Linked DNA regions of Homo sapiens: regions 1 and 2 are each linked to region 3. A link is a loop called in an ENCODE intact Hi-C map of the cell type or tissue named here. Cell type or tissue: ascending aorta. All regions are shown on one strand. Each heading gives the region's core, and the rest is flanking DNA. Links, peaks and the distances in the headings are about the cores only.

The links. Peaks named below come from ENCODE experiments on the same cell type or tissue, not always from the same donor. Only the 100,000 strongest peaks of a DNase experiment are listed, where the experiment ranks them.
Region 1: it touches region 3 in a loop (4-fold over the local background); 5 of 110 quality-filtered maps call a loop at or near these places.
Region 2: it touches region 3 in a loop (4-fold over the local background); 3 of 110 quality-filtered maps call a loop at or near these places.

The regions. Positions count from the first base shown.
Region 1 is chr2:203,923,075-203,933,894 of GRCh38, forward strand. It overlaps LOC101927840 (a long non-coding RNA gene), which reads right to left. Exons shown (of 4, transcript XR_427213.4): 4 at 9,243-9,423. Among named protein-coding and RNA genes, the nearest start is that of ICOS, 8.3 kb to the right of the region's middle. In ascending aorta, for the core only: a CTCF peak has its summit at 5,938; no DNase peak of the experiment used is centred there; H3K27ac peaks cover 326 bases.
Region 2 is chr2:204,240,996-204,251,815 of GRCh38, forward strand. No RefSeq gene overlaps it. Among named protein-coding and RNA genes, the nearest start is that of PARD3B, 300 kb to the right of the region's middle. In ascending aorta, for the core only: no CTCF peak of the experiment used is centred there; no DNase peak of the experiment used is centred there; H3K4me3 peaks cover 675 bases; H3K27ac peaks cover 1,719 bases.
Region 3 is chr2:204,019,423-204,030,242 of GRCh38, forward strand. No RefSeq gene overlaps it. Among named protein-coding and RNA genes, the nearest start is that of ICOS, 88 kb to the left of the region's middle. RefSeq lists an enhancer at 7,940-7,999. In ascending aorta, for the core only: a CTCF peak has its summit at 5,276 (motif pointing right); a DNase peak (open chromatin) is centred at 5,278; H3K27ac peaks cover 3,928 bases.

The DNA of each region.
Region 1 (10,820 bases), core at 3,508-8,507, 96 kb before region 3:
TTTTATAACATTGCGTCTTCTCATTGAGAAGCATTGTATGCCTTACATTTATTCAAATCTTCTGTTAATGTCCCTCTGAAAGCTTCTTAGTTTTCCTGATATAAACTATACCTGTTTATTGTTATTTTCCCCCTTATAATTTTCTAACCATTCATTTTCCCCCTGACATTTGGCTTTTCTTATATTTACTTTGTCCTTGGCTGCCTTACTAAACTTTCTTATTCATTCTCTTGGATTTTCTTGGTAATCAGTGACATCAGAGCAAACATCTGATAATTGTTTCTTCTCTTTTTAAAAAGGTATAATAATTATTTCTTGTAAATTTCTTTCTGGATATTGAAAAACAATAGGGGTAGTGCCTTCCTTCTAACCTCAGGGGATCCCTTCAGTGTTTCATAAGTAAACATAACAATGTCTGGTAATATGTGGTATGACTTTTCATCAGGCTAGGAAATATCCTTCTAGTTCTGATGTATTCACAGATTTTTCTTTTTAAAAATCATGCAAAGTTACTGAGATACAGACATTTTATTATTAAGCAATCTTTGCATGTTGGGAGTAAATCCTATCTGGTGAATTATTTCCTTAAGAAACCACTGGACTAGATTTTTTAGTATTTAATTTAGAATGTATTATATTCATAAGTGAGATTGGTTTGTTAATCTTTTTTTGAGTTAAGCTTGTTAGATTTTGTCATTCACAAAATAACCTGAAAATTTTCCATTTTTACCTCTAGTGCTCCCGACTAGTCTAAATAGCACGGGAATTTTCTACTTTTTGAGTCATTAAATAACTCATTTGTAGAATAGTCAGGGTTCAGCCCTTTTGTATGGGTTAGTTTCTTAGTTCTATTCCTATTTTCTTTCAAGCTTGTGAGTCTGTTCAGTTTTTTATTTCTGTGTCAGTTTTCTGTGTCCCAGAACATTGGCCATTTCAACCATATTTTTAAAAGTTACATGGTATTTTGTGTTGTATTTTCTTTAAAATTTAAAAAATCGATCAGTATCTGTATTATTTTCTTCTCTTTTAATATTGTGCATATATATTTTCCTTTTCCTCATGCTAAGAGAGTCTTGCTCAAATTAATATTTTTAAAAGTGAAAACAGGAATTTTGTTTTATTATTTACAATTTTTTCTATTTCCTAATTCAGTATTTTTTCCATTTGTAAATATATATTAATTCTATGTTTCTACTTTTTAAAGGCTTATTTAGTTTTTCTTTTTGTATCTCTTGATTTAAATGATTGGCTCATTAGTGTCATTTCATTCTTGTTAAATAATATAAAGAACCAAAGGTGTATGAATACATTTTTTCTCAATTATAACTTGGGCTGGCCACATCTAATTTGTTTTGGTAAGTTATGTTTTATTACCCTACTTTCTCCAAGTAGTCTGTAATTGCAATTTACTACTTTTTTTTTTTGAGGTGGAGTCTCACTCTGTTTTCTAGGCTGGAGTGTGGTGGCCGTATCTTGGCTCACTGCAACCGCCGCCTCCCAGGTTCAAATGATTCTCCTGCCTCAGCCTCCTGAGTAGCTTGGATTACAAGCATGCCCCAGCAATCCCAGCTAATTTTTGTATTTTTAGTAGAGACGAGGTTTCACCATGTTGGCCAGGCTGGTCTCGAACTCCTGACCTCAAGTGATATGCCTGCCTTGGCCTCCCAAAGTGCTGGGATTACAGGTGTGCACCACCACGCCCTGCCTATTTACTTTTGACCATAGTGTTAGAGAGGGATATTTGAAATTGTCAAGTAGCTATGTTTTAACACTTTAAATGTTTCTTACTAATTTTTAGGTTTATTGCATAGTGATCAATAAAGATATAAATTTCCTGCCTTTGAATTTATATTGAGGATTTCTTTGAGTTCTAATACATAGTTGCTTTTCATAAATGTTCCATGTGTTGGAAAAGCAGATATGTTTTCTAATAAACTAGAAGTTTAATATGTATCTAATAAATCAAATTTTTGCATTTTTATTCAAATTCTCCATACATTTTGCTTATGCAAATTATCAGACTTAATGCAATCTCTCATAATGATTGTTTCCACCAATTTTACATATATTTCTGGTAGTTTTACTTCATAGATTTCAATGACATATTATACAAATATAAAGATTTATTACTACTAAAGCTTCATTGTGAATTATACTTTTTATGAATATAAAATAGTTTTTTCTCGAATTTTTCTTTGATATTATCTTTTGACCCATTTTTCTTTCTATTTTTAACTATTTATCATACTCATGCACATCTTACATTTTCCCTTTTTTGTCAATTTCACATTCAAGTGCTTTGCATATCTATCTATGGGGTCTTAATGTTTTTCAGTAAATTTGCATGAGGATTTAAAATATGACAAATATTAATCCTTTGCCTCTTTCCTGTAAGTATTCTCTTGAATTATAATCATTGTATGTTGTGTACAAAATTCCTTTTGGATCCAATCTATTAACATTTCTCTACGAGGTTTCTTGTGTATGTAGAAAATATTTCTTTATGTTCTTTCATTTATTAATGTGAATTTTATAATTTAACTTTTTAATTTATATGCAGTTAATTTTGATGTAGAGTGTAAGGTATAGATCTAAATACATCTTTTTTAAACTAGCTACCCAAATGCTTTGTCATCATTTATTAAATAACTCTTCTTTTCTAGCTGATGTGAAATGCTATTTTTGGTAGATACTAGAATTCACTTGCTCAAATTCCACTCTAACATCCAAGTGAGCCTTCCTATATTATAGTGGCTGAAAATTTGAAAATGAGCTTTCCTGGGGTTCCTTGCAGCTATGTTTCAGATGTAATTTTGTTTCCACCAATCAGATGTGCCGATACCTCACTTGCTTTTGAAACTGCATTAATGGCAGACAAGTGATAGACATCTATTTTTCTAGCACAAATGGTCACAGCAGGATAGTCTTATAGCCAGTCGATTTGAGACATGGCAGCCTCTAACAATGGTCATGGCAGCTTTTATTATTATGATAAAAACCATGTAAGTCTGGGGGCTGGGAGTTATTTCTAGAAGCTAAGCCCAAGAATCTGCTTCTCCAGCCCTTCCAAATATTTTGTAATATCTGGTAACAAATCCTTTTCTGGTTAAACTAGAGAGAATGGTTTCTGTTATCTGCAACTGAACCCCATCCAGTGTAATGATGGTATCAAACATTAAATTTTTATATACACAAATACCTAGTTCTGGATATATAGTCTATTCTGTTGAATTGTCTATCTTTATTCCAGTCTAACATGATTGAATTATTATAACTTTATAATATGGTTTAATGTGTGGCAGTCCTAGTAATTGTCTTTACTCTTTTTTACTAAAAAAAGTTTTCTTTTGGATGAACTTTAATTTCACTCTGACAATTCTCACTCGACCTGTGCTCCTTGGAGATTTTGATTCAGTATGCTATATGAAGAAACTGCTCATCCCCTGGGCTGGAGGTCCAGTTTGGGTTTACAGTGTCTTGATAGTAAATCTAGTGTACCTGTCATAAAATAATTCTAAAGACTTAAGATGGGGGTTGGGATAATAGAGTGTGATATTAATTTTCATGGCTTTATAACCACATCTACCAAAACTGTTTTTATTTTTTATATCAAATGACTTATTAAGAGGTAAAATAAGAAAGGTCTGGACACTTCAGTGCATCTCTAATTTGGGAAATGATCAATGGTCAACAGAGGGGAGACTGTGTCTAGTAGTTTTTACAATTGTATTCATTAGGCACAGGAAAATGTAAACTCAGAGAGTCTAAGATAGAACCAAGCCTCCAGGATAAACTTCAGCAAGCCTAACCCCTTTGTTTCTCTTTTTCTTTCTAGACACTTGTAACAGCACTAATCTAGAAGTGAGTACATATGAGTTCTGGTCCTGGCTTAGCTAATTTGGGCAAACCGTTTAACTTCTTTGAGACTTAGGTTTCCATTCTAACAAGGTGTAGGTGATAATATCCATTTTGTGCAAGGTCATTGGTTTTTACCGTATAACGTGTGTAGGTGTTACACACACTGTACCATCCCATACAAATGTGAGTTAATGTATTTTCTGTCTTTATTATCTCTTTTACCTGCCTTAATCACCAAGACATTGTGATCTGTCACTCCATCTTCTCCATTAAACTCTTCAACCATTTCTATTTTTTTTGGACAATTACTTATCTCAGTCATCATTTCTTATAATTCCCTGTCTAACCCTAAATGTCTGTGAGATCCTTGCCCCTCTTCTCAAGTGGTTCAACACTTAAGAATGGGGACAATTTTATTTTTATTTTTATTTTTATTTTTATTTTTTTGAGATGGAGTCTCTCGCTCTGTCGCTCAGGCTGGAGTGCAGTGATGCAATCTTGGTTCACTGCAACCTCTGCCTCCCAGATTCAAGAGATTCTCCTGCCTCAGCCTCCCGAGTAACTGGGATTACAGGCACTCGCCACCGTGCCTGGATAATTTTTGTATTTTTAGTAGAGACAGGTTTCCCCATGTTGTCCAGGCTGGTCTCAAACTCCTGACCTCAAGTGATCCACCTGCCTTGGTCTCCCAAAGTGCTGTAATTACAGGCATGAGCCACCACGCCCAGCTGGGACAATTCTTGTTATATGTTAATTTCTTAAAACCACCAAAGTCTATTCAATATATGATATAGTGATTAAGAAATAAAGGTGTACATTGATAAAAAGTATGAAGTTTCACATATGCACATTCTTATAGCACTCATAATGGCATCTGTTAAATCTTCATCTAACTTTTAAAATAAAATGGCTTGTAAAAGCTATGAATTACTAAGCTGTGGGATGCTTTTGGGATCTCAAGTAGTAATGTGGAAGTCTAGGCACTCAGCACTGTATGGAATCAAAATTCCAGTGGAATATGGAGAGCAGAAAGATTGGGCAGGGAGAACTTGTGAAAATTTAAACATGATTTTCAGGTTCATTTGGCAAAAAAAATTAGGTGACAATGGATATTTTTAAAAAAACACCACCAACAAGGGCATTGCCTGGCCATAATTTATTGAGTTATTTTAACACTTTCATTCTTTGTGCTTTAGGTATTCTGCTTCCTCATACTTAAGGTAATTTTGTAAAACTTTATGGAAGAAAAAACAATGACACACACTCACACATAGAATATTTGTTTATTGCTGTTATAATAAATTAATAAAAAACCCAAGAAACCTAAAACCATTCTCTCTAGTTTAACCAGAAAAAGATTTGTTGCCAGATATTACAAAATATTTGGAAGGGCTGGAGAAGCAGATTATTGGGCTTAGCTTCTAGAAATAACTCCCAGCCCCCAGACTTACATGGTTTTTATCATAAAAATAAAAGCTGCCATGACCATTGTTAGAGGCTGCCATGACCATTGTTAGAGGCTGCCATGTCTCAAATCAACTGGCTATAAGACTATCCTGCTGTGACCATTTGTGCTAGCAAAATAGATGTCTACCACTTGTCTGCCATTAATGCAGTTCCAAAAGCAAGTGAGGTATTGGCACATCTGATTGGTGGAAACAAAATTACATCTGAATTTTGTTTGCTGAATTGCTACATGGGCATAGGAGAAGGTTTTGAAAGTGCAGAAAACATAAAGGAAAAATAATCATTAGTTATACTTAGCATATTAATTAGCAAATTAACATTCTGGTGCCTATCCTTTCCCTTTTTCTATATATTGTTTTTGTATATTTTTCTTTATAGATTTTTATATAAAATTTTTAAACATTAAGCTTATATATATGTTGTACATATAGCTTGCTTTTTTCATTTACTGTATCATGAACATTTTTTCATGATTTCACAAAATCCTTGGCTTGTACATCTGGTGATTACACTTTTAACAGTGTTGGACTCTGCTGGAGGTGATTTTTTTCCCTTCTTGGTCTGAGAGATGAGCAGTTATTTTTCTTTTTGAAAAGAGAAAGCCAATTTTCAGTTTATACCAGTAGGTGTCATCCATTCACACAAAGCATAACCCAAGAAACCTAATATAATTTGACTTAATCTCTATAATTTCTACCAAATTCCAGTGTAGTGTTCCAGCCTATCTAAGCTCCTTGGGTGAAGGCCATTTAGGCTTTCAGTTGGATTTGGAGAAGAGGTTATTTTTGCCATTTAAGGTGCTTCCAAAGAAAAGAAAAAAGACAGCAGTTTTGAAATGGAATGCATTGCATAGTTTGAAGTTATCATTTTATATCCTAAAAATACATCAATTACTGGGAAGAGGTTATTAAAATCTTAAAATCTTACTCTGAACAGCCACTCAAAGAAGACCAATGTTACTATTTTCATGATTTTTCTGAAAGAGGGTAACCAGTCTTAATCCTGAGTACAAAAATTTGGGATGAGTCCAAACATAATACAATATTTCAAAAATATCAATGATGATTAAAGAGTCATGAAAATTTAAAATAATAATAACTATATTTTTGGCATTATGTACTTTTTTTTTTTTTTTTTTTTTGAGATGGAGTCTCGCTCTGTCACCCAGGCTGGAGTGCAGTGGCACGATCTCGGCTCACTGCAAGCTCCGCCTCCCGGGTTCATGCCATTCTCCTGCTTCAGCCTCCCAAGTAGCTGGGACTACAGGCGCCCACCATCACACCCGGCTAATTTTTTGTATTTTTAGTAGAGACGGGGTTTCACCGTGTTAGCCAGGATGATCTCGATCTCCTGACCTCGTGATCCGCCTGCCTTGGCCTCCCAAAGTGTTGGGATTGCAGGCGTGAGCCACCGCGCCCGGCCTATGTAATAGTTTTTAAGAGCTTTCATATACATTACCTTTTGGTCCTCACAAGGATCCTCTGTGATTACAAATGAGTGAACTTTCGCTCAGAGAGGTTAGGCATCTTTCTCAAGACCACACAGTTGGTAAGTGACAGAGTCAGGTCTAAAACAAAGGTCTTTGAATTTTATGTGCATATATATATATATGTATGTATGTACTGCCAATTGAGTGTCATCCTTTAAAGCAGAAGTTAAAAATGAATAGTCCATGGGCCAAACTGGATCTTTAGATATGTTTTGTTTGCTTCCTATAATGTTGGCTCATGGTGTATTTTAAACTTTTTGAATAAGCTCCAAAATTTAAAAATGGGGATGTTTCCCACAAAGACTAGAATTTCATGTGTCTTTGGAAAAAATCAGAAGAGATGGTTACACTGGATTCATATTCCCTAGCGGCAATGTACAGCTGAAGCTGTGTGTGTGTGTGTGTGTGTGTGTGTGTGTATGTGTGTGATTCTAGCTGGTTATAAACTGTAGAGAAGCAACGTGGCATGGTTTGGCTGTGCCCCACGCAAATCTCATCTTGAACTGTAATCTCCTTAATCCCATGGGTCATAGGAGGGACCAAGTGGGAGATAATTGAATCGTGGGGGCAGTTTCCCTTATGCTGTTCTCACGATAGTGAGTGAATTCTCATGAGATCTGATGGTCTTATAAGCCCACCTCATGGATATGAGACATGGAATCAAAGGAGATCATTTCAGAACTTTAAGGTTTAGTGACTGCCCTATTGGATTTCGGACTTGCATGGGGCCTGTAGCCCCTTCATTTTGGCCAATTTCTCCCATTTGGAATGCGTGTATTTACCCAATGCATGTACCTCCTGTATTCGTCTGTTCTCACATTGCTACTAAAGACATTCCTGAGACTGCGTAATTTATAAAGGAAAGAGGTTTAATGGACTCACAGTTCCACATGGCTGGGAAGGCCTCACAATCGTGGCGGAAGGCAAAGGAGAAGTGAAGGCATGTCTTACATGGTGGCAGGAGGGCTTGTGCAGGGGAACTCCTATTTATAAAACCATCAGATCTCATGAGACTTATTCACTACCATGAGAACAGTATGGGGGAAACCACCCCCACAATTCAGTTATCTCCACCTGGCCCTGCCCTTGACACATGGGAATTATTACAATTCAAGGTGAGATTTGGGTGGGTACACAGCCAAACCATACCACTCCCATTGTATGTAGGAAGTAAGTAACTTGCTTTTGACTTTACAGGCTCATAGGTGGAAGGGACTTGCCTTGTTTCAGATGCGACTTTGGACTTGGACTTTTGGGTTAATGCTGGAATGAGCTAAGACTTTGGGGGACTGTTGGGAAGACATGATGGTGTTTTGAAATGTAAGGACATGAGATTTGGGAGGGGCCAGGGGCAGGTTTGGCTGTATGGTTTGGCTGTATCCCCACCCAAATCTCATCTTGAATTGTAATCCCCAGAATCCCCATGTGTCATGGGAAAGACGTGATGGGAGGTAATTGAATCATGAGGGTGGTTTCCCCCACGTTGTTCTCATGATAGTGAGTGAGTTCTCATGAGATCTGATGGTTTTATAAGCATCTGGCATTTCCCTTGCTGGCACTCATTCTCTCTGCTGCTGCCCTATGAAGAGGTGCCTTCTGCCATGAGTGTAAGTTTCCTTAGACCTCCCAAGCCATGCGGAACTGTGTGTCAAGTAAATGTCTTATCTTTGTAAATTACTCAGTCTCAGGTATTTCTTCATAGCAGTGTGAGAACAGATGAATACAGAACTGTAGAATGGTAACTCAGGAGCCAAAGACAGAACTAAGGGAGCCTGAACTCTGCAGAGGCTGGAAGGAATGGGATCCAGAGAGGTGCCTTACTTATGTTTTGAGGAATATACTATCATTGGAATGAAGGCCAACATGAATAAGTGGCAGTATATTTGTTAAAAATATCAATCATACCATTTGGCAGTCACATCTCATGCTGATTTTTTTCACCCCTCATGGAAATATATAATCAGTTTTCTGGGCTTTATGGATTAATTAATAACTTTAAATGAGAAAATATTTGGCTGTCAAAATGGAATATACTTTTGTTTTATGATTAGAGATGGGCAAGTGATGAGAGATGAATCAGGATGATGAATTATATATTTATTCAATTAATTTCAATGTGAAATACAAACATGTTTTGATAATTTTCTGCTCTCACATTATGATTCAGAGTGAAAAATTGTCATTGGTGAGCATTCCCAAGGTCATATGGTTCCTCCAAAAGTCAAGGATTCTTCAAACACTTGTTCATTCAATAAATAGTTGTGGAGCATTGCAAACATACTTGCAAAGAAGGCATCTTTAGGCTGAGGCGGGCAGATCACAAGGTCAAGAGATCGAGACTATCCTGGCCAACATGGTGAAACCCCGTCTCTACTAAAAATACAGAAATTAGCTGGGCATGATGGCATGCACCTGTAGCCCCAGCTACTCGGGAGGCTGAGGCAGGAGAATCGCTTGAACTCGGGAGGTGGAGGTTGCAGCGAGCTGAGAGGTTGCCACCGCAGTCCAGCGTGGTGACAGAGTGAGACTCCGTCTCAAACAAACAGTAACAAAAAAACCCGAAGACATCTTCAGTTCTTGTTCTGATGTTTCTCACAGTTTAGTAGAAGCTGTTGGAAAGCAAACAGGCCATTACAGTGGTATAATTGTTACAATTGTTACAGGTAGCTAGACAAGCATGAGCTGGGCAGGAGAGGGCTCTTCCCCCACTCATAGGAATGCTGGGTGATGGTTTGGCAATTATCACATTGCCTCTCTAAAAGTGATAAATTGGCAGCTGGTGCCAGGGAGAGGTCATTTCCTGATGGTCCACACCTGTTGCACTAAAGTGTTAATTGAATGCGGGTACCAGGTAGAAGCAACTTCCTGGGCCTGCGCATTAAGAGACAAAATGGCCTCTGGAGGCACACCACCAGAAAAGGGAAGAAAGCCTCAGATGAGCACACGTACAGTTTCCTAAACACACTGCATGTGCTCACCTCCTAAGGGTAAGGAGGGCACTGCACATGCGGGCAGCCCACCCTAAGGGAAGAATCCTGTGAAAGAGGCCAGCCTATAAAGTCCTAAAATCAAGGTTAAACACCACACTTGACCTTGGGCCTCTTCCAAGCACATGCTCCTTTTTTCTGTTCTAAAGCTTTTTAAAATAAACTTCTATTCCTGCTCTGAAACTTGCCTCGGTCTGTATTTCTGCCTTATGCTTCTCAGTCAAATTCTTTGTTCTGAAGAGGCAAGAAATGAGGTTGCTGCAGACCTGTACAGATTTTCTGCTGGTAACTAAGATACCTTCCACCGATAACATAATGATTTCTAGGATGGGGGACACAGAGGAGCATTGGGAGGTTGCAGAAAAGCCACTAAATGGACACTAGTTATGGGGGTGGTTGGGAGTGAATGACATTGGTTTGATGTCTTTGATGAATCGATGGGTATGGAAGCAAAGGCCTGAAGAATGGTGGAATATCTGCCAAAGAAGGTAGGCTAGAGTGGTGAGGAGGGGAAGCACAGACAAAATGATGGCTCCTGGCAGTAGAAGGAAGAGTTAGTTTGGGGAATTTGGAGAACTTCATGTCATTCAACGTGATGGAAACATTTGGTACAGAAGGAAGAAAGAACAAATGTGGCAAGAGATGAGGCCGAACTGGGGAAGGAGTTGCCCTTCATAAGGAATCTTGAAGGGGTGTGGGCCTTACCTAAGAGAGGAAGCCAGTGGAGGATCCTGGGTGGGGCGGGGACACAGATGAATTCTATTTACATTTTACAAAGATTACTCTGGTTGTAGCATGAAGACAGACCAAAATGGGACAAGGGTGGGAATAGAAATGACAGAGGCCTGATCTAAGTCAGTGACCTTGGCAAGCGAGGAGGAAAAAATACTTGAGAGACAGTTAGGAAGTAGAGTAATTGGGGTTTATCGGTGAATCAGCAGGAAAAGGGAGAAGGCTGGTTGGTGGTACCACTCAACAGTATAGGCAAGGTAGGAGTTGAAGCAATTGTGATTAGGAAG
Region 2 (10,820 bases), core at 3,454-8,453, 220 kb after region 3:
GTGGGAAAGGGAGACACAGTATATTTAGAATTATTTGAACACATTTTTATAATTTTAGCAATATAACTGTTAAGAAACTTATTCTATGCTTGTCACCTTGTCATTCAGGTCTCAGCTCAAATATTACCTCTTCAGGGAGAACCTTCTTGACAACCTGATCTAATGTAGCTTTCTAAACTGTCACGGTCACATTATGTTGTCTAATTTTCTTCACAGTCCTTATTTCAGTATGAAATTCTTCTGCCCCTTTATTTGTTTGACTGTCTCTTCTTTTCTAGCCAACAATTAGAAAGGAAACTACATAAGAGCAGAAACATTATCTTCTTGCACAGATGTATCCTAAGTGCCTTGATTAGCACCCGGTGTGTAGTAGGCCCTCCCTTGATACTTGTGATTGAATTGATGAAATACAAATTATCACTTTTTCGTCTAATTCATAACGAACCTTACTCATAGTGAAAAACAAAATAAAAGTGACTGGCTAAAACTTGCAAACAGTAAAAGCTATTATAAACGAAAAATTGGCAAAAGAATCAAGCTCATTGGTAATATTGGAATTTAAAAATGGATCTGAGGCCAGGTGTCGTGGCTGATGCCTGTGATCTCAGCACTTTGGGAGGCTGAGATGGGAGGATTGCCTGAGCCCAGGCAAGTTTGAGACCAGCTTGGGCAACAAAGTGGGACTCCATCTCTACAAAAAACAATAAAAATATTGGCACAAAAAACATGCCAAGCATGGTGCACATGCCTGTAGTTCCAGCCACTTGGAGACCTGAGGTGGGAGGATCGCTTGAGTCCAAGATGTAGAGGCTGCCATGAGCCATGTTTGTACCACTGCACTCCAGCCTGGGTGACAGAGGGAGGACCTGTCTCAAAAACAAAAGCAAAAATGGATCTGAGGAAACATAGAGTTGGTTGAAATAATCAACACAAGACAGACAATGGCTAAAATTGCAGATGGCACAATTTGTCCTTGGCTAAAAAATGACGGGAGAACTAAATCTTCTAAACAAAACTATATCATAATTTTGACCCTGGACAATTATACTTGGTGGTCATAAAAGAAAAATCATAATAGAAAAAGATATAATAGGTAACATTTCATATGTTTGGGGAAAAAGTGATGGGTAAATCAAATATTCATCATACAACTCATAAGAATTGATTTTGAGTAAAATAATTTTGGTTACATGTAAATGAATAAAAAGGAAATTGTTTAAATGGTTTATATGGAAAATTCGATCAAATAATGGGATTGGCTTAATGTATTTTGATTTCAAAATGCTTTCTTGGCAATGGTAATAAAATTATAATTTAAGTGGTTGTGCTTTCAAATATGGAATCCATATATTCTTATGGGAAAAATGGTGGAATAGCAACTTCCTACAATCTAGCTGAATATACAGCTATAGAGCAAAATAAATAATAAAGCACTAATTTGAGAAGCATAAACAACCATAAAATAGACGAGTGTACACTGTGCTAAGGATAAAAATGTATCATTCTGGAATTATCAGGGGAGGCTCCCCGGAAAGCAGGGTAGCGCTATCCAGATGGCCGGCCTTGGGCAGGTCACTCAGTGTCTCTGGTTTTGGGCATGTTCAATAAGAGTCCAAGCTACAATTTAGACTAAAGTCAACCCAGAGAGCTGACCAAAGAGAAAGTACATATTACTGAGGATGGGAACAGAAACAGTGAGTAAGAGGACATCCTGGGCTAACCTTTAGGAGCTGCCAACGTTTAGGGGTTACGAAGATGACAAACCCCTGGAAAAAGGAGCAAAGAATGAGCAAAGAAATAAGATAATAAGACAGTGCAACGTGAGAGGGCCCTGAGACCTGAACATATGTGAAAGCAGACAGTCAAATACTATTGGGAAATATTGTCAACAACAAAAATAAGTCTCCTGAATTTGACTAGAAGTCTAATTTTGACATGGAGGCAATTATCTTGGGAAACTATAGGAGGAGGTGGTCATTGAGGACAAGAGAATAGTAAGAAATTGAAGGAGAGGGTTCTTGATCAGAGATATTTTGTTTCCTGCTGACAATAATTGAACTTGAGCAAGCATAGGCAATAGGGTAAACTTATTGGCTCACCTGTTCAAACCAGGTAAGGCATGGGTTTGAGAACTTTAAGGATGATCATCACCAGGGAATGAATAACTTCCAGGACTCTATTTTCTTCTTATCTCTGCTTCTCTCTCAGTACTGGCTTCATTTCCTCCTACTGTAGACTAGCTTCTTTCACTTGGCAGAGGAAATTGTGGCTGGTAGATCTTTCATGTCAGCTTTGTCACCAAAGGGTTCTTTTTTTTTTTTTTTTTTTTTTTTTTTGAGACGCAGTCTCGCTCTGTCACCCAGGCTGGAGTGCAGTGGCGCAATCTCGGCTCACTGCAAGCTCCGCCTCCAGGATTCATGCCATTCTGTTGCCTCAGCCTCCCGAGTAGCTGGGACCACAGGCGCCTGCCACCATGCCTGGCTATTTTTTTGTATTTTTAGTAGAGACAGGGTTTCACCATGTTAGCCAGGATGGTCTCGATCTCCTGACCTCGTGATCCGCCCGCCTTGGCCTCCCAAAGTGCTGGGATTACAGGCATGAGCCACTGCGCCTGGCCAAGGATTCTTTGTTTCAATGTTAACATCCCAAGGCAGGACTGACTGGCCAATAGCTATTACCAACAACACAGGACCATGGAAGAAGGCACAAGTGAACAAGACATTCTCCAAAAGAAAAGAGATGGCTAATTTCCAAAACCCCAAAATAAAGAGACATGGGACAGACAAAATGATGTGTTCACTGTAAGCAGTTAGGAAATGGAAATGCTTTTTAAGACAAGAGAAAATAACATGTTTAAAGGCAGAAAGGATAAGATGAAATTGTGGAGAATAAATAAAAAGGAAGAAAAGACATATGGAGGAATTCCCACTTAGTGTGAAATTAACCAGAATGGGGCCTTAAACTCACAAGTGGCTTGGAGAATTATTTTTCTACTTAGTTTGAGTTCTTTCCTGACTTCTGTGCTCTTCCACTCTTCCTGTTTGGTCATCTCCTTGACTAACTCTCCTGCTTCACTCCCTAGTCCTAGTCCAGAGTTTATCTTCTTCCCTTTTGACTGGTCCTTCATTCAGACGTATCTTTTTATAATGGCTCCCCGTGGCTTTGCATTTCTGGGAACTGCCTAGAGCCTTGGACTCTTTCTCCACCCCAGTCTAGGAGTAAGAAGGCTGGGCAGGAACAACCGGGCCTTTACAGACCCAAGAAGGGATGGGATCAGTGGCACAGATGAAGAATTCAGCTATGGCAAAGAAGGGAGGGTGGGCATCTTTCCCTTAGATAAACCAGAAGGAAGAAACAAAAGGGCAAATTTCTGCAAAAAGACAGATTTGAGGAGTGAAGGAGATCGGTTAAAGTTAAGGTTAAAGGAAAGATGAATGAGGGATTTTGGGGAGGATGGCCTCAATCTTTCAGAATAGTCTAAGTCAAGTCCATCTACTGCTAGAAAGGATGGCAAGTGTAGGAGCTTAAGGAGTTTGTCAGTTTCCTAGGCAGCCACAACAAATTACTACAAACTGGGTGGCTTAAAACAACATAAATGTAGTTTGTCACAGTTCTGGATCCCAGAAGTCTGAAGTCAAAATATTGTCAGGGCCTCATTACCTCTGAAGGCCCTAGGGGAGAATCCTTGTTTCTTCCAGCTTCTGCTGGCTGTTGGCATTTCTTGCTTGACGCCACATTATTCCATTTCCAATGTTTTCACATGGCCTTCTCCTCTGTATGTGTGTCAAAATGTCCTCTGTCTTACATGTCATTGGATTTAGGGTCCACCTGGATAATACAGGATGATCTAATCTCAACTCTTAATTTAATTATACCTTTTCCCTAAATTAGGTAATGTTCACTGACTCCGTGGATTAGAGCATGTACATTTCTTTTTGGGGACCACCCCAAAATCCATTCAACCCACTGCAAGGGGAAAAAAAGGTGGATGAACAGATACAGAAAGTTAGCCTTGGAGCATGGCATAGAAGAATAAATAAATATGATTGCTGAAAAGAGACAAAGGCCAAGTCAGAGTTGGACACGTGACTTTTTCTTAGGCCAAGACTGCATGATTCCCCAGTGGCTTTTGGCAGACTGGAAGCAGGAGCAGGCAGTGGGGTAACCCAGAATAGGGTGTTTATAGGTGGGCTTAACAGAGGGTTAGGGAGATGAAAGGCTTGACCTTTCCTACTTCCAGCTGCAGAACATTAGATGTCTGTTTATTGGAGTGAAATAATACATGTTAAATCACCTTGTAAACTATAAAGCATTTAATGGAATAAGGAGGTATAATTTTTACTTATATCCCTCACTCCTCTCTGTACCTTATTCTTTTTTTTTTTTTTTTTTTTTTTGGAGACAAAGTTTTGCTCTTGTCACCCAGGCTGGAGTGCAATGGCACAATCTCAGCTCACTGCAACTTCCGCCTCCTGGGTTCAAGCAATTCTCCTGTCTCAGCCTCCCAAGTAGCTGGGATTACAGGCACCCACCACCACACCCAGCTAACTTTTGTATTTTTTTAGTAGAGACAGAGTTTCACCATGTTGGCCAGGCTGGTCCTGAACTCCTGACCTCAGGTAATCCACCTGCGTTGGCCTCCCAAAATGCTGGGATTACAGGCATGAGCCCTCACGCCTGGCCACCTTATTCTTATATCCCAGAGATATTCTTACTATCCAATTCGACACTCCTTCCTATCCTCTCCTAAATCCCCAGTGAATAAAACTTTAAACAAAATCTCTATTCCAGTAAACCCAAACTTTTTTTTTCATGATGATGCCTGCGGTGACCATAGGATCCAAGTAAAAAAGTCATTGATAAATACTCTGAAAAAAAATACCGGCTCTCCAGTACCGTGATTGCAGAGAGTATATGGCTGTATCACAAGTTTCTAAAAAACATGTTACAGAATTTTCATCTATTGGTAGGACCAGGAAGAGCTCACAAAGCAAGCCTCCAGGTCACATTTCCAGGGCAACACTCAATGGTCCCACCTCATCGGAGAAGGTTTGCTGCCAAAGTGAAAAAGCACGGGTTACTTCACAAACCACTAGATCTGGGATTTTTAAAGTTCATTTCCCCCTTTATCTTTTTCTATCTTTTTATTTTTCTTACAAAGCAGCAGAGCTCTCTCTTCCAACAAAAATTTATGTCAAAACAGATCAAAGTGGAGCTGCCATAGTTGTTGGGGGAAGGCAAGCAAGAATAGCCCCCGCAGCCCGCCTCCCCAGCCTCTGGTGTCTTTTCTGACAGGCCCTTGGAGAGAAGCCCCTGGACACTTCTAGAAATGATTTTGAAGCCGTTGGAGTAGGCTTCAAGGACAAGAGCAGCTCTTCTGGTCCCAGAAAGTTCAGCATCTCTTCTGTGAGTAGCCTGACTCAGACTGAGCCTTCATCAATTAACTTTACTACTAAATAGCAGAATCACCAAATATTTACATGGTGAGAGACTTTAGATAACATCTACGCCGACTCTCTCCTTTTTGGTCAATTCTGAGAACATTCAGCAATAGCTAACTCGAATTCAGTTGCTCCTTCCAACAAGAACATGGAACTTCTTTATTTGTTCTCTCTGTGATCCTTGGCATGAACAACATTAAAAATATCTGATATAAAAGTTTCCAGGACAAATGTTTCTATTTCATTCGTGATGACATCTTACCATTTTTTGAGAATGCTCATAGTCTCAATTAAGGCCTCTGAAGAAAGGATGTCAGTCCAGGCGCCCAGTTATACTAATAGCCCCATTTCAATCAAGCTGCTTTCTGGAGAACATCCTTGTCTTCTACCCCTATCCACCCCTTCAAGATATATATGTATATATATATATATTTTAATTACCAAACATCTCTCTAATCTGAGGGTATGTGTTTTCCTTAAGGTCTATTTATTTCTTGGCCATTTGACATGCCCAAGATAGCACAACTTTCATGGGGCCTGTTTTTACTTCACTACAATTGGCGATTTTCCCTGCTTGAATAAACTTGCACACATTAAAAGTTTTAATAGAGGATTGAGGATTGCAAGTAAGTGTTAATAGGGCAGACCTCCAAAATGAGCCAGATACAAAGGTATTTGGCAGAGGAAAAATAATTCACTAACTTGAAATAGCAGATAAGCAACCAATGGAGTTAGAATCAAATGCCATTATTTGAGAAAGGCGTTCAGTAAAATTCCTTCATACAAATTAACAAATATTTATGCAGAAACTCCTATGTGAAAAACATTGTGCCAGGCTCAGTTATGGGAGTGGGGTGGGGAGGGGAACATGAAGATAAATAAGACAATTTCTTTTCTCAAGGAAATGACCACATAATTGGAGATATTGGCCAATAAACTATAATGCAACACAAAGAAGTTAGTTAAGATAGATTAAGAAGAGGGAGAAACATCATCTGCATGAAAAGTAGGGTGGCTATCAGTGAGAATGGAGAGAGAAGATATTCAGATATTCAAGATATTCAAATATATGAGGCAAAATACATTTTTATCTTAAACTGGCTAGAGAAGGTGATAAAGAGAGAGAGAAATCAAAGATAATATCATGTTTAAAGCCTGTGTTAGTTTCTAATAATGTCATTAGCAGAAAAGTGAGGCAAGAGTGGCAATGAAATGACAAAGTTTTACTTTGAATGGGAAAAATTTAAGGTGGTATATCAATGTAGGTGCAGATACTGATAATCAAGAAATTACACCAAGTGTGATAGCTCACACCTATAATCTCAACTCTTTGGGAGGCCATGGTGGGAGGATCACTTGAGCCTTAGAATCTGAGACTAGCCTAGGCAACATAGCAAGACTCTGTCTCTTCTGTCTCTTTAAAAAAAACAAAAACTGGCTGTGGTGGTGGGTGCCTGTAGTCCCAGCTACTTGGGAGGCTGAGGTGGGAGGATCACTTGAGCCCGGGAGGTCAAGGCTGCAGTGAGCTATGACTGCACTATTGCACTCCAGCCTGGGCTACAGAGCAAGAAGAAATTCAAAGAAAAAAGAAAAAAAATCAAAGAAAAAAAAAGGAAAAAGAAAAAAGAATTGAGAAGAATAGGGTCTTAAGTTGACCTTAAGAGAGAATGTGGCTTGAATCATCTCCATCCAGTGACTTATAAGAAAGTGGACAAGATTTTCAAAGAAATAAGGATAAAGATAGAAAGGGGGAAGAGACAAAAGCACTGTGGAGAAGAGAGTTTCACAAAGAAAACACAAAAGCATCCAAACTTCCAAAGAGGATGAAGAAGAGGAGGACCCGTACCTTGTTGAAGCTGGCAATTAGCAAGCAGACCACTGGAAACTTTTATGAGTGCTGTTTGAAGAGGATAGTAAGTTTTCCTTACCTCATTGATCTGTTTACTCCAAACTTCTGCTACCTCATAATCTGAGTTTGCGATGGTCCTGACTTGACCTCACAGCATCTCTCTATGCAACTTTTCAACTCTCTCTGCTAGTTGCTTTCTTATTTCCTCAGAATTTTTGAATTCAAATTCCCAAAAGAAAAAATTCAGTAGTACTGGAAGTTCATCTTCATTGTGTGCAGGCATCACAAGTTGCTGGCCAACTTACAGATTGCCTTTGGGTTGGGTACCTCTTGGGAGCCGATGGTCTATAACGGGGGATGGCACCCCTCACCAGCATAGGACTGTCTCTTCAGCACAAGCTGGGGTGGGGTCAGCACCAAAACAAACAAACAAACAAAACAGTGCACTGTGTCCCCAATATAACCCTCTGTGTCAAAGTGTAAGGATCCAAACTCTAAATGGTTCCAGGAATCTTACATAGTGTCTACCAGGGAAGAAAAGTTCTCTTTACTCCAGCATCTAATCACTTGACAGGTCAATATTAATAACATCTTGTATTTGCATAGCACTTTAAACTTTTCAAAGTGCCTTTGCAAAATGTTATTCTAAAGGACTTTCAGAGACAGAAGGATATGTATAAACATACTCTACAAGTGCAAATAATCTATAAGCCTTACTTTATGCAAATGAATTAATAAAAAACTATATGATGACTATGCTTAAACAATGCTCCATAATAAATTGCTAGTTTTAGGTGCTTAACAAAACAATAAAATCTATCAATTTCTCTAGTTCTGTACCTTTAATGATTCTCTCAGCACCTCTGCAGCTGAGCGGCCGCTACAGTTAGTTTTCAGGCCAAAGAATTTGCCTCTCCAAGTGCCAATGTTACTACAGAAATACTACTTATTACTCTTTATTAAGCCACAGGGATCAATGTCTCTTCCTCTGGATTTGGTGCCCTGGAGGTGGTGTTGAAAGTGGGGAGAAATCCCAGACCCATACAGAACAAGCCAATCCAGTCCGAGTATGGTCGGCCTTTGGAAGGCCACAGCTGCAGTGAGACAAGTGAGGTATCGTGTATTCGTTGAGGACATACCAGCAGCTGGACAAAAATACATGATCTCCCAACTCTGCATCCAGTACTCTTCCCTAAACCTCATCAATGAATAAGTAATGTGACTTTAGAAGATGGAGCAAGCAAACCAGAAAGAAAGAAATATTTTAACTTCTGATCTGCCCCAGGCTTCGTTGTATTACATGGTATCACTCTTCACCCAGTTATGTAAGCCAGAAACATATCCCTTTTTCTCCTCCCACACCCTGCCCACAACAACCCATAAACCACCCAGCTCAGTCAGGTTACTTCCGAAATATATCTTGAATCCCTTCTCTCTTTCCTGACTTCACCATCACCATCTCAGTCAACCACTAGCTATGGCTTTGATGACAGCCAAAGCTTCTTGGTTGGTTTCCCTGCTTCGGCCCACTTACAGTGCATTCCTGATAGACTGGCCAGGGTAATCTTTCTGCGCAAAAATCCTATCTTGTCTTTCTTTGGTGTCCAATTCTTCGCTGGCTTCTGACTTCATTTAGGATAAAAACTAAACATCGTACTCAGGCTCTGCGTGATCTTGGCAACTCCACTAAGATCACTTCCTCTCCCCATCATTGACAGCCCCAGGCACACCAGCCTCCTGGTGGTTCCTAAGATGTGCCCAGCTTGTCCTGCCTCCAACCAGCAATGGAAACTCTTCCATCTGCCTGGCTGTGCTTCCTCAGCTTCTTATCTATGTGGCTCCTTCTCAACCTTCAAATCTCATCCTCATGGGAAGCCATCCCTGACCACTCAACTTAAATCGCCACCCACTTCCCCCCAGTTATTCTCTACTGCACCACTCTTTTTATTCTTTCCTGGAGATTATTAAAATCTATATATTTTAATGTGTGCAGATATTTATTGTCTTTCTTCCTCACCGCAATATAACCTCTGTAAAAGAAGAATTCTCATTTGCACGATTTACTGCTGTAGCCTCAGGGCCAAGCCCTGTGCCTGGCATAGAGCTCCTCTTGTCAGTTCCACCTCCAAGATACATCTTAAAAGCATGCTCTCTTCCTTGTCTCCACTATCACCATCCTAACCTAAGCCACCATTCTCTCTCCCTTGGACTGATGCAATAGCCCTCGATTGGTCCTTCTGTTTCAACTCTAGTCCAGAGCTCAGTAAATACTTGTTGATAGAACAAATAAGCCTATCATGCTGGGAATAATAATACCTGAAAGAGATAGGAATCCATATCCTGTAAGAAAATCACTTAGCTTTTCCCAAGCACTGAAAGAACATCAAATGCTCACCAGCTTTCACACTCAGGTGATAAAATAGGAGGCATTTTATCCAGCTCAGGCACAGCACAGTTGAAATGCCACATGGAGAACAGAGAGTATTCAATTTTCTATGAGCTACTATTCCAGTGGTATCCACAGAGCTGCTGGGCTCTAAAGGAGGAGGTGTAGGAAAAAAAAACCAAATGCCTACGATCTTAACCACAAACACCCACAAAAATAGTAATAACGTTCAAAGACCTCAACAACCCATTTCTGACCACATCAGAGAAGACTCACCTGGAGACCTTTCTCTAATATCTGTATCTGCCATGAGGTTAGGGATGCTGTAAAAATAGATAGAAAATAGGGGCACTGTTAATTAAGGAGACAGCTCAAAAGCTTTCTAATACTCATCACACCTTTGAACTAGTAATAAGATGATTGTAGCTTCCAATACCATTTCCCCATCATCAGACCCAGAAACAGCTTTTGGCTGAGAGGTGAGAGAGTGGAACAAGGGCCTGTGTAATCCCACATGCCAGGATGCCATTTTGTAAAATAAAGCCAAGCCTATTGTGTAGTCTTCACATGATTCCCACTGATTTCAAGACACCCAGGGCAGTATCTGTAACATACTCTCACATAGAAAGTGAAAACGCATGTACATGTGGGCTGTGGCAGCTGGTTGGGTTGGAGGCTGTGGGTGCTTGAAACTGGTGCAACCGGGGCAAGAAACACCTGCTTCTTGTCTCATTTGAAGTGACTTGGAGGGAAAAATTGTCTTGAGGTGACAGAAATAATTATGTAAGTTTGTCTGGAACTGACAAAAATGCATTTGACTGTCACAAAGCAAATGAGGCTGTCCTCCAAGTTGGCACCCAGCAATTGCCCCGGGTAAAAGATGCCACAGATAGGAAAATGAGTGCCAGCATCATCTGGGCAGCACAGTGGCTTCTCAGCTCCTCCCCACTCCCAGGCTCATTCAACACAGTTGCGGGAGGCCACCCCCGTGTCCCAAGGTAATATTCCAGAAATCACCACTTCCTTTCATTTAGGGTCTCTCCCCATCCCCCGTGCAGACTTGCAGGCTGGCGTTGACCTGAAATCCAGCCCAGGAATGAAACCTCAGAGCTTAATCCACTAAGTCGGCCTGGCTTTGAGCCCC
Region 3 (10,820 bases), core at 3,056-8,055:
CTTGTGGATCATATGTCACAGCAGGTTGGTAACATTCGTCAATGTTGAGAGACATTTTAAAATGCTCATATTTGAAATGACCTCTGTAATCTCTAGCTTCCTTGGCATGAAGCCTGTGGTGGTTATGTTCATGTCCTGGTTCAGATCCATTGCCACAATGTCAATATTCTAACTAGGAATGATCACTTTATTCCCTTGTTAGGCTTCTAAAGTATTTTCTTTATTACTGTCACTAGCACTGGCATTTGGCTTTTTTTCAGGGCTGTTTACATGAAGAAACAACGTTGTAGTCATACCTTGAGTGAGTTGCCACATGAGCAGCGGGCAACAAAGCAGTGCAGATAGGCAGATGCTAGCCTCCAGGACTAGCGAAATGACTCATTCTCTCTCAGAGGGCATGATTCAGATTCCCACTTCAGAATGTTTCAAAGTAATAACTTGCTAAGGAACTTCCCAGGTTACTTTTCAACTGTTGAAACTGTTACAGACTCAAGGGTCAGGCATCTATGGTAGGAGCAACAGCTTGTGCACTTACTATGTACAGGTTTCTCCTATAAGTACTTTGCATGTATCATCTCATTTAAGACCCATGACAACCCTCCGAGTTAGGCAGTATCATTATCCTCATTTTATAGGTGTAGTAACTAACGTATTGAGAAATTAAGTAACTTGCTAAAGTTGATAGGCAGTGTGTTAAATAATATAGCTCTTTATTTCTTTCTCACATAAATGAAGCCTACCAGGAGGTAGGATGGCATTGATGTTGTAGCCCCTCAGTGACTTCAGAGACTCTGTTCTAAATTTCTGCACACCATCCTAGCACACCATTTCTAGTATCCTGGTCACCTCATGGCTCAAAATGGCTGCTGGAACTCCAGCCGTCACATCCACATTGCAATTTAGAAGCAGAACAAAAGGGAGAAGGACAAAAAATAAGCCATCTATCTTATTTATATCTCACTGGACAAAATTTAGTCCTATGCCACAACCTACTCCTATGGCCTCACCTAGCCACTAGGGTGGATAGGAAATAGTCTTTTATTCTACATGGCAATATGCCTGGATAAAAGTTTGAGGTGTTCTCTAAAGTTAAAATGAGAGAATGGATATAGGGGTAAAAAAGCCAGGATTCTTGGCTACTGTGATGGGCTGGGTTTGAATCCGAGTCATTGGAATCCAGAGGAGCCCCTACCCTTTTGTGACTATACCATATCCACACTTGGGTGCTACTTTATAATATGGTGCTATTTTTTTTTTTTTAATAATATGGTGCTATCATGGCATTTGCCCAGTAAGTTCTCTTCTTGGCTTTCAGTATACTGGTCATTAGCATCAAGTGAGTAAGGACTTTGATAAAGGCTAACTTCTTAGCAGAGTAAGAGTTCTGACAAGTGACCAGTGACAGCGAGGAGTAGGGACTGGGGTAGAAGGAAGGTGAGGGGCTTAGCATGTGGTTCAACCATAGGCCTGAAACAAACTGCCTAGCTATCTTTTTGTAAAAAAAAAAAAAAAAAAAAAAAAAAAAAAAAAAAAAATCTCAGGCCCATTGGACCTAAAGGAAACCAAACATATAAAGTCTTATCATCTCTCTGTCTTCATTTATATTAATCACTTCTTTAAATACACTAATTCTCAAAAGAAAATATAAAATGCAGAAATTTCACAAAACTCATGCTGATAATGGTAATGAAAATTCTATCAGCAAAAGCACGTTGATTAATCATATACATGCATGATTTTTCTCTTATACCATCTGTTTAGAAGATGAAAAATGTATTCTGCTGGTAGTTTGGCATAAAATATATTTATAGAAAGATTTTATTTATAGTCTGCCAGTGGATTCTGAGCCTGCCATGACATAGCTTTCAGAACTAGGTAGGCTGAAATGTTCAAATATTAATGCCAACAACATTCTTATCATTAAAACATGAAAGTTAAAATGTTTTCATATTCAGTTCATATTTTGGAGTCTGTGACTGCAGACTGAACAGTCTATTTGGAACTCAGCTTAAAAACATTACAACGTAATTTGATAGCCTTGGTTATTCTCAGCGGTTGATGGTATCTAAATTATTCTGGTTAGCCAATTTTATTTTCTGGCTATCCAGCATTAAGAAAAACAACGCTTATCTCAGAAAACATTTCCAGAGAATGGAATACATGTAATCACTGATTTTTAGTGATGAAGAGTTCACATTACAGGAACTCCAAAGTAACAAGGAAAACTCTACAGGGTGGGATTGAGATATTGGATCTTGATATTAACACATTAGAAGCAGAGAGATGATTAAAGAATAACACTAGATTCTCTCTCTCTCTCTTTAAAATCGCTAACCCACTGTCATATCTTTATTTACACACATATTGTATAAGTTAAAATTACAGTTGCTCTTGTTTATACCTTAAATCTCAAGGATGCCTATGTAAGCCAATGAGCCACTTGAGGCAAGAGAAAAACCCTGTTGCTTTTGCGGGTTTTATGAGAAACAGCTGGGGCACTTAGACTTGGGATATTCTGGAAGGTGGTTGTCCTGCTCTTCTTGACTACTTGCCTCAAGTATCACTGACACACAGCAAAACTATCCTCCAGGAGCCTTTTCATGGTCTCTATTGATCTAAAATATTGTTATTTTGACCCTAAGGAAGAGTCTGATGTGCAGTGGAGTCATACATCCTGAGATGTGAGGGGTCAGGCATAGAAATATTGAATGCTTCTTGTTATCAATAAAATCAGGTCTTTTTCTTAACCTTTCAAGCAATAAGCCCAATAGATATATTAACAAATAACAATATGAGGGAAATAAGCTTTGTGTTGTACCTAAGTCCATTCATTCTTAACCTCCATGAGATTTAAGGCAGATTTGGGTGGGTTTCTGGGAAAAAGTCATGTTACTTAAGTAAGGGGAAAATATCTTATTCATGGAAAGTCTCTTCTTTAAGAACCACAAATTGCATCAATAAAATAATCAATGGCACACAGCAGCTAACATGCTCAATTCTTCACCTTTAAAGCGGCACTCTTTCTGGCTCTGTGAGGAAGAGAGCCAAAAGTTAGATGCTATAAAGACAAGCATATAGAACATGTGGTAGAAAATGCCAAAGATTTCTCCAAGAATTCTCAGTAGCAGAACCCCTGAGCCCATGTTGAGACAGGCCCTACCACAATGAAGGTGGACTTGATTGGTGATAACTGTGGGAAGCATTCTAGTCCTCTTGTCTGACCTTGCCCAGACTTAAAGGGACACACATCTTGTCTCTGCAGGCATCTGCTGGGTTTCCCCCACCACCATCCCCTCGCCAACCTCTCACTCACAAGACATTAAACCTCCCCGTGTTGAGTACCTTGTATCAGGGGCAAGCTTAGTCGTTAGTGATGAGTATCTACTGACTACAATCACTTCACAGGCCCTGGGCTGAGCACACTACAACCGCTGTCTCATTGAATCCTTGCAATCGCTCTAGGAGGGATGTTTTGGGGGAATTTTTGGTCAAAAAATAAGAGACTCCTTTCAGGTCCTGAGCTGATAAGTAAATTCTTTTTGTATGACAGTGAGCAGGAGGTTCAGAATTTTGAGACAAATAACAGAGTCAGAAAGTTTTATTTTGTTTTTCCCCCAGCAAACTCCCTTTACTTTTGACTTCAGGTCACATTATATAACAATCTAATATTACCTGACCTGGTTTTTCAGCCTTCTGATGCTGAAATCTCTCTCTTAAAGTGATGAAAGGTTTCAAAGCTCTGAATGGAGATAAAAATCTGTTTCTGCCTTCTTCACCATCCAACACCCACTCTTTCTTAGGCAGATCTGGCAAAAATATGTTTGTTCACAAAGAAGCACTGTGGACACAACACAGTCGTCACAGCTTCCCCACCTTGAAAGAGCAGCTTCCCTGTGACACCTACAAAGACTGACATGAATGGAGTCAAGCTGCAGCTTCTCACTTGGGGCACAGAGAGAGAGGCTGTCACAAAGTAGCAAGGATGCAAAACATGACAATTGTCTCAGGACAATTCAAAACAAAGCTAAAGACCACCCCAGGCTCTACTCTAGTTCCCTTATTTTAACTTAATATATTGTTTTGTTGAAATAGAGTATTTTAAGCTCTGTTTTCCTCAACAGCTTTGTAAATTCAATATGTTCAAAGAAACAGGAACTATTGTCACAAATGGCCAAAAAGAAGTCCTGGCCTGTGTCCCTAGGATTGCCCCAGGGTCTCTTAGCCCACAGAGGCACTTTGAACATTACGATTTTACAGATACTGGGATGAGGCCCAGAGAGCTTGATGAGATTTACATAATCAGAAAGTGGCAGATGAGGGAATTAGGACTCAGGTGACATAGTTTTAAAATGGTTTTCTGATCTACTACTATACTATACTGTCTCTTGGAAGCCAACACGTTTGCATCTTTACACTGACCAGTGCCAAGATAATACTAACTTAAGAGAGAACCAGACGGGTGGCTCTAAGGCCAAAATTGGGTTAAGGGTCCATTGCGTGTTAAGTTAGAACCACAGAAGATTTGCTGCTGATACTCTATTAGAATTAATCCAGTAAAATGCTCCTAAAGTCTCTTTAGTTTTCTGGGATTGTTCATTTGTCAATTAATTTTCTTTCAAGGAAACTTTAAAAAAGGTTTTTAAATTTGGGGATTGAGGGTGGAGAGTCTAACTAAAGGTATCACTTGTCCTATATATATTAAAAAAAGATAGTCTAAGCCCACATTCCTGGAATCAGAATGAGGCAGAAAATTGGACTGAGTTCAAAGAATTGTAAGACAAATGATTAGGAGCTTGGCAGAAGTGAATATTAAGTAAAGAGTAAAATTACCGACTGTGTATAGTTAGATTAGGCCAGAGTATGAAGTGGGGGAGGAGGGTAAAATAGATGGAGCTCTTTGAGATTTGTGATCCTCAAGTACCGCTCCCAGGGATCGAACGGCAAATATTCTGTCAGGTGACTGTGGATTTAATAATCAAAAGTCATTCTTGCCTGTGAGCTACATGAAAGCAAGGGCGGCACTGCTTCATCAAAATGGCATTTCCTTGGAAAACACACTGTAAATAAAAAGTGGTAGTAAAACAGGCTATACTTATAAATATCATAACGTGTGAGTTTTGTGCTGGAACAAAATGCAGAAAGTTTGTTGGCCATATCCCAGGCAGACTGAATTGCCCTTTGAGAGAGACTAGAGTTTTTTTAAGCACAGGGCTACCTAAATATTCTCCCAGTTTCCAACTGCTTTCTTCAACTTTTTCCTTTGCCTTGTTCTTTCTTCCTCAAGAGGGCACCAACACCCCATCCCTAGAAAGGGTGCTGCTATGTGTGGATTTCACATTGAATGTTGAAAACATCTCTCTACAGGAAAGAACCTGGTTATAGACCAATAAACCAATAATGAGACTTCCTATTTAGTTTCAAATATCTTTAAAAACAAATTGCATTTTGTTTAATCCCAGACTGATCATTAAACAAACAAACAAAAAAATCTGTTATATTTGGGAGAGGAGAACTGTGAGATTATGTTCATGGTCTCAAAATAAGAGAGGCAAAGTTCAGCTGAACTGCAACAATTAGACATGATTGTGCATTCACATTTGCAGGATATTTTTCTTAAGTCTTGGTGGGAGCATGAAAGGAGACCTTATTGTGTGTGTGAGACTGGTATACAAACCAGCGAGCACACATTAATGACAAACAGTCTTTGTTAAAACCCAGGCAGCAGATATGTTAGAGGTATGCCAAAGAAAGCTTAACATTCCTCTGTCGAACATGTAGCACTTTTATTTTGGTCGAAGAATGCTATAGACAAAGGATATAGCAACGCTGTGGACTGGCTGCGTTCTTTTAACATTTGCTTTCATATGGAATAAAATGCGTAATTTCTCCCAATCCTTATCTTTGTCTGGGTGGTGAAATTCATAAATAGCATGAGTACCACATCATATTTTCTGTACCTATTTGAATGGAATGAAGCAATGTTGCCTACAGGTTTTGTTTTGGATTGTGAGCTAATGACCACATGTTAGGAGCCACTGTTTACAAAAGTCATTTCCATAGTGTTTACTGCTTTGACCAAATGAAATTTACAATAACTTAAATCTAACATTTAACGATACACATAATTGTTATTGTGCCATTATATTATTAGGCATAAATGGAAAGCAGTTTACATAATAAATATTATTTTACCCAGAAGAACAAGAGTTTGGAGTTTTACTCCTCATTCAGCTTGACTGTGGTCATAGATATAAAATTATAATGATATTGTCATTTTACTCTAAAATTATGCTTTCCTCCATCTCATTTTTTTCACTTTTTCCCTCTTCTGTCTCTTCTCTTTTTCTTTATCTTAGTAACAACTGTAGTCATCATTGTTACTATCATCATCTTCCCCGAACACTGACATATTCTGATATCCACGCATATTGGGGGTGAGAGCTTTGGATCTGGCTTCCAAAGTTGGGAGATCCTTGGTCTAAGACCCTCCGTCCTCCTGTGCCCAGGGGCAAAGTTCTCAGGGCTTTGCTTCCTCTACCTGTACTTAATCCCTTTGATAACCTGAATTAATTTCTGGGGTCCGCTGTAAGAAATTAGCACAAACTTGGTGGCTTAAAACAACAGAAATTTACTCTCTCATAGTTCTGGCGGCCAGAAGTCTGAAATCAAGGTGTCCTCAGGGCCATCTCTGTCTGAAGGCTCTAGGGGAGGATCTCTCCTTCCCTTTTCCTAGCTTCTGGTGGTTGCCAGCAATCCCTGGTGCTCTTTGGCTTGCCTCTTTCCAGTCTCACTTGTGTTGTCACATGGGATTCCCTCTGTGTGTCTGTGTCCAAATCTCCCTCTTATAAAGATGCCAGTCCTCTTGGATTTGGGACCCAAATCCAATATAACATCATCTTAACTTGATTTCATCAGCAAAGACCATATTTCCAAATAAAGTATTTATAGGTTCTGGGATGACCTGAACTTTTGGGGGACACTATTCCACCTACTACATACTCCCAGCCCTATGCCACCCCCTTCCTGAAGGGGGCGATCTGCTTCCTGCTGCTGCTGTTCCTCTTGCCTGTTTTTCTTGCTGCCATGTTTTCACACCTAGCAAAGAGCCGGGTGTGACTGAATACCTATTTGTTAAAAGATTAATGTTCCAGAAGCATACTTTCTAGGAGGCTTAAAACTGCAATAACTCCAAGATCTGAAACTGTGGATTCCCTGAAAAGGGGAGTTGTAGAGAAAGACGAGAACCTAGGCCAATGGTGAAGCCACAGGAGAATGAGGAAGGCATAGGGGGAAAGCTGAACATCTGGGAGACTTAGACCAGGGTGTTGAAAGGAAAGCAACTGGCGTCAAGAAGTCAGGGCAAGGATGGAGGAGTCCGGGTTGCTAGCACATGATTCCCTAGTCCTGAGCTATACACAGAGGAGACGGTGCAGTGAGAGATAGAGCAAGACAGACCTCTAAAAGTATCCATTATGCTCGGATCTGTTTCCTATTACTTGATACTTTCCCACCAAGATAAATCTCCACCAACTTGTTGCTGCTTTTAATAGGAAAGAAAAAATTTTGAACCAAATATGACCAGGACAATTAAATCTGGTTAAAATTTGGTAGAATGGCACATGCCAATGGTTGCTCCTTTGCTCTTTTTCCTGAGAAAAAGATATAGAGTGGGGCCTCTAGGTGAGATGGTAGACACCTGATGGAAGAATGGCAGAATGAGGAGAAAGCTGCACATTTTAGGTTTTGCCGAGTCTATCCTGCTTATCTCTGTTCCCATGGGGACATGTATAGACGTGTTTCATATTTAGAGCAGCTGGGCTGAACTACGTCTCAGCAGGTGTTTCCTGTGAAAGGCTTTTCAGATTATGATGATCAAATCATATGCACAGTGTGGTAAAATTCATGGGTGACTCATGGATGCCACAAAATAATTGTCATATCATGTTTATTTAAAGGTCTTGAAAGGGCTTAGAGGTCACATTCATTGTGGTTATTACAGAAGATTTTTCAAATGACATCCATCAGGTGATGAAAAGAAAATCCTACCAAGTCATATTTTAAGTCCAGAAAAGAAATTTTAAACAACTGGATCTTCTGGGCAACATTTTTTGTTTGTTTGTTTGTTTATCTGTTTCTTTTTGAGATGGAGTCTCACTCTGTCATCCAGGCTGGAGTGCAGTGGCACAATCTCGGCTCACTGCAGCCTCCACCTCCTGGGTTCAAGCGATTCTCCTGCCTCAGTTTTCCAAGTAGCTGGGACTGCAGGCATGCACCACCACACCTGACTAACTTTTGTATTTTTAGTAGAGACGGGGTTTCACCATGTCAGTCCCGCTGGTCTCGAACTCCTTGCCTCAAGTGATCCGCCTGCCTTGGCCTCCCAAACTGCTGGGGTTATAGGCGTGAGTCACCATGACCAGCCTAGGCATAGATTTATTGCATAGATTCAGTGATCCCTCCTGATCCAGCACCTTCTTCTACCTTTGGGAAAATGGAGGCCTAGGGAGAGAAAGGGATTTGTCCAAAAGTAGCACAGATTATTACAAGGAAAGCCAGGACTCAGACCCAGGTCTACTGAGCCTAATGCTTCTTCCACTCCACTGTGCTGCAAAATTGTCACAGCTGTCTTAAATTTAGCTATCTTCTAACATTCTTTAGAGTACCATAGTGATGATGGCCTTTGGATTTTTTTCAAGCAAAGGCAACATATAAAAAGAAAATGAAAATAAGAAAATTTGTCTATTAATTCATCATATGCTTATTGTGAGCCAATTTTATACCAGATACTACACCCAGTGCTGAGTTATTATTTGAACTTCTGATCCAAAGACACATAATGCACTCTTGAAGACTGCAATCTCGAATTTTGGTCAACATTCTTGCCTTTTTTTTTTTTTTGAGACAGAATCTTGCTCTGTTGCCCAGGTTGGAGTGCAGTGGCACAGTCTCAGCTCACTGCAACTTCCACCTCCTGGGTTCAAGCGATTCTCATGCCTCAGCCTCATGAGTAAGCTGGGATTACATATGTGCACCACCAAACCTAGCTAATTTTTGCATTTTTAGTAGAGACACAGTTTTGCCATGTTGGCCAGGCTGGTCTCAAACTCTTGGCCTCAAGTGATCCACCTGCCTTGGCCTCCCAAAGTGCTGAGATTACAGGCATGAGCCACCACACCAGGCCAGCATTTTTGCTTTCAACATTATTTTTTAACTCAACAAAATATTTTCTACAGGTTCTGTTGCTCTCCAGTAAAATGCTTTCATATTTCATAGTAGTGGGCGAGAAGAGGGCAGGGGTGTTGGGTATTGGTTAGGTCCTAATACTAGGTGGTGAGGCCCAAGCTTAATGTAAGATCTCCTGAAGGCCAATGGGACCAAAATAATCCCACTAACCTTTGATCTCTTAGAGGGCATGTAGGAGCCATTCCATGCATCACCTTCCACCCCAGCTTCACATTCTCTTAGGTAAAGGTATAATACATATTTGGACTAAAATGTAAATATTACAAATTGTTCCCTCCATTTTCTGTTCCTTCTACCTGGCTGTACCTCTAAACACACATGTGTGTTGGGTGGGGGAGCAAGATGATTAGTTAAAACATTGAAGTTGTCCTAACATATTAGAGCTGAATTTTATGTGCTTTCTTTGTAAGTTATGCCTATGTTGCTAGCAAGATACTTGGGAGTCACCTTCATGCTTTCCCTTCTACCATCTCATATCTATCATAAAGCCCCATAGATTCTTCCTTTAAATCAGCTGAAAGCTTCTCTTATTCTCTATGTCTACTGCTGTAACTATAGTTCAGGCCGTTGTTATCACATGAGAGAGAATGTAGCGATCTCCCTGATTTAGTTTTGTTCCTTCACTAATTTCTGCCATGCCAGACATAAGTTATGTCTTCCTAAAACATCAGTGTCATGATAACATTTGTCCTGAATGCCACCCAAAATTGGATGGCCTCCATGGCTAGCGATTTGCTTGTCAACCTGGCTTGATATATGAATCATCAACTAATTTATTCTCAAGAATCTATAATTGCCTCCCCTTGCTTTTTGAATCAACCAGAATTTAAACATTCAATACTTTTCTTCTACTCTAATTTTATACTCCTAAACTCGCCTTAATGCACCCTCTCTTCTTCTCGGATTGGCCACTGCCCCATGCACTATCTTTATTAATGTATTTTTGCTTTTGATTATATGGCTTTTGTCTCCATGCCCAACCTCTTTCCATTTAGATAATTGTGTCATCTATTTTAACCTACCTGTACTTTCAAATCCATTCCAAGGAACAGCTCCTCATGGTGCCATTTGTAGTCACTCTTGTCAATAATGATTTCATCCCTTCTGGACTATCTGTAGGACTCTCTAAGAATCATAAACTATAGAACCTGATGATATTTAATGTAAAACTTAATGATATACTATCTTGTATTATTTTGCAGTTGTTTTCATGCATATTTCATTCATAAAATAGAAATCCTAATACTTCCCTTGAAGTATTGGCACATTAAATGTAAAGTGCTTAGAACTGTGTCTGGCATAGAGTTGACTTTTGATGAGTTTCCATCTCCTTCTGTTTTCCTTTTTCAGAAGATTCAAGTTATATCTGATAATTTTATTACTTCTATAGCAGATATTAGATACAATCATACAGTAGTTCTTAATCAATTCTTATCGACCAGAACACAGTTGACCTAGAGACCCACACCCTTGAATCTGACATCAAATATGTATATTTATATACTCTTGGGTCATAATGTTATCAATTTTAAAAATCAATATTCTCAAATTATGATACCTAGTCATCTATTTATTGC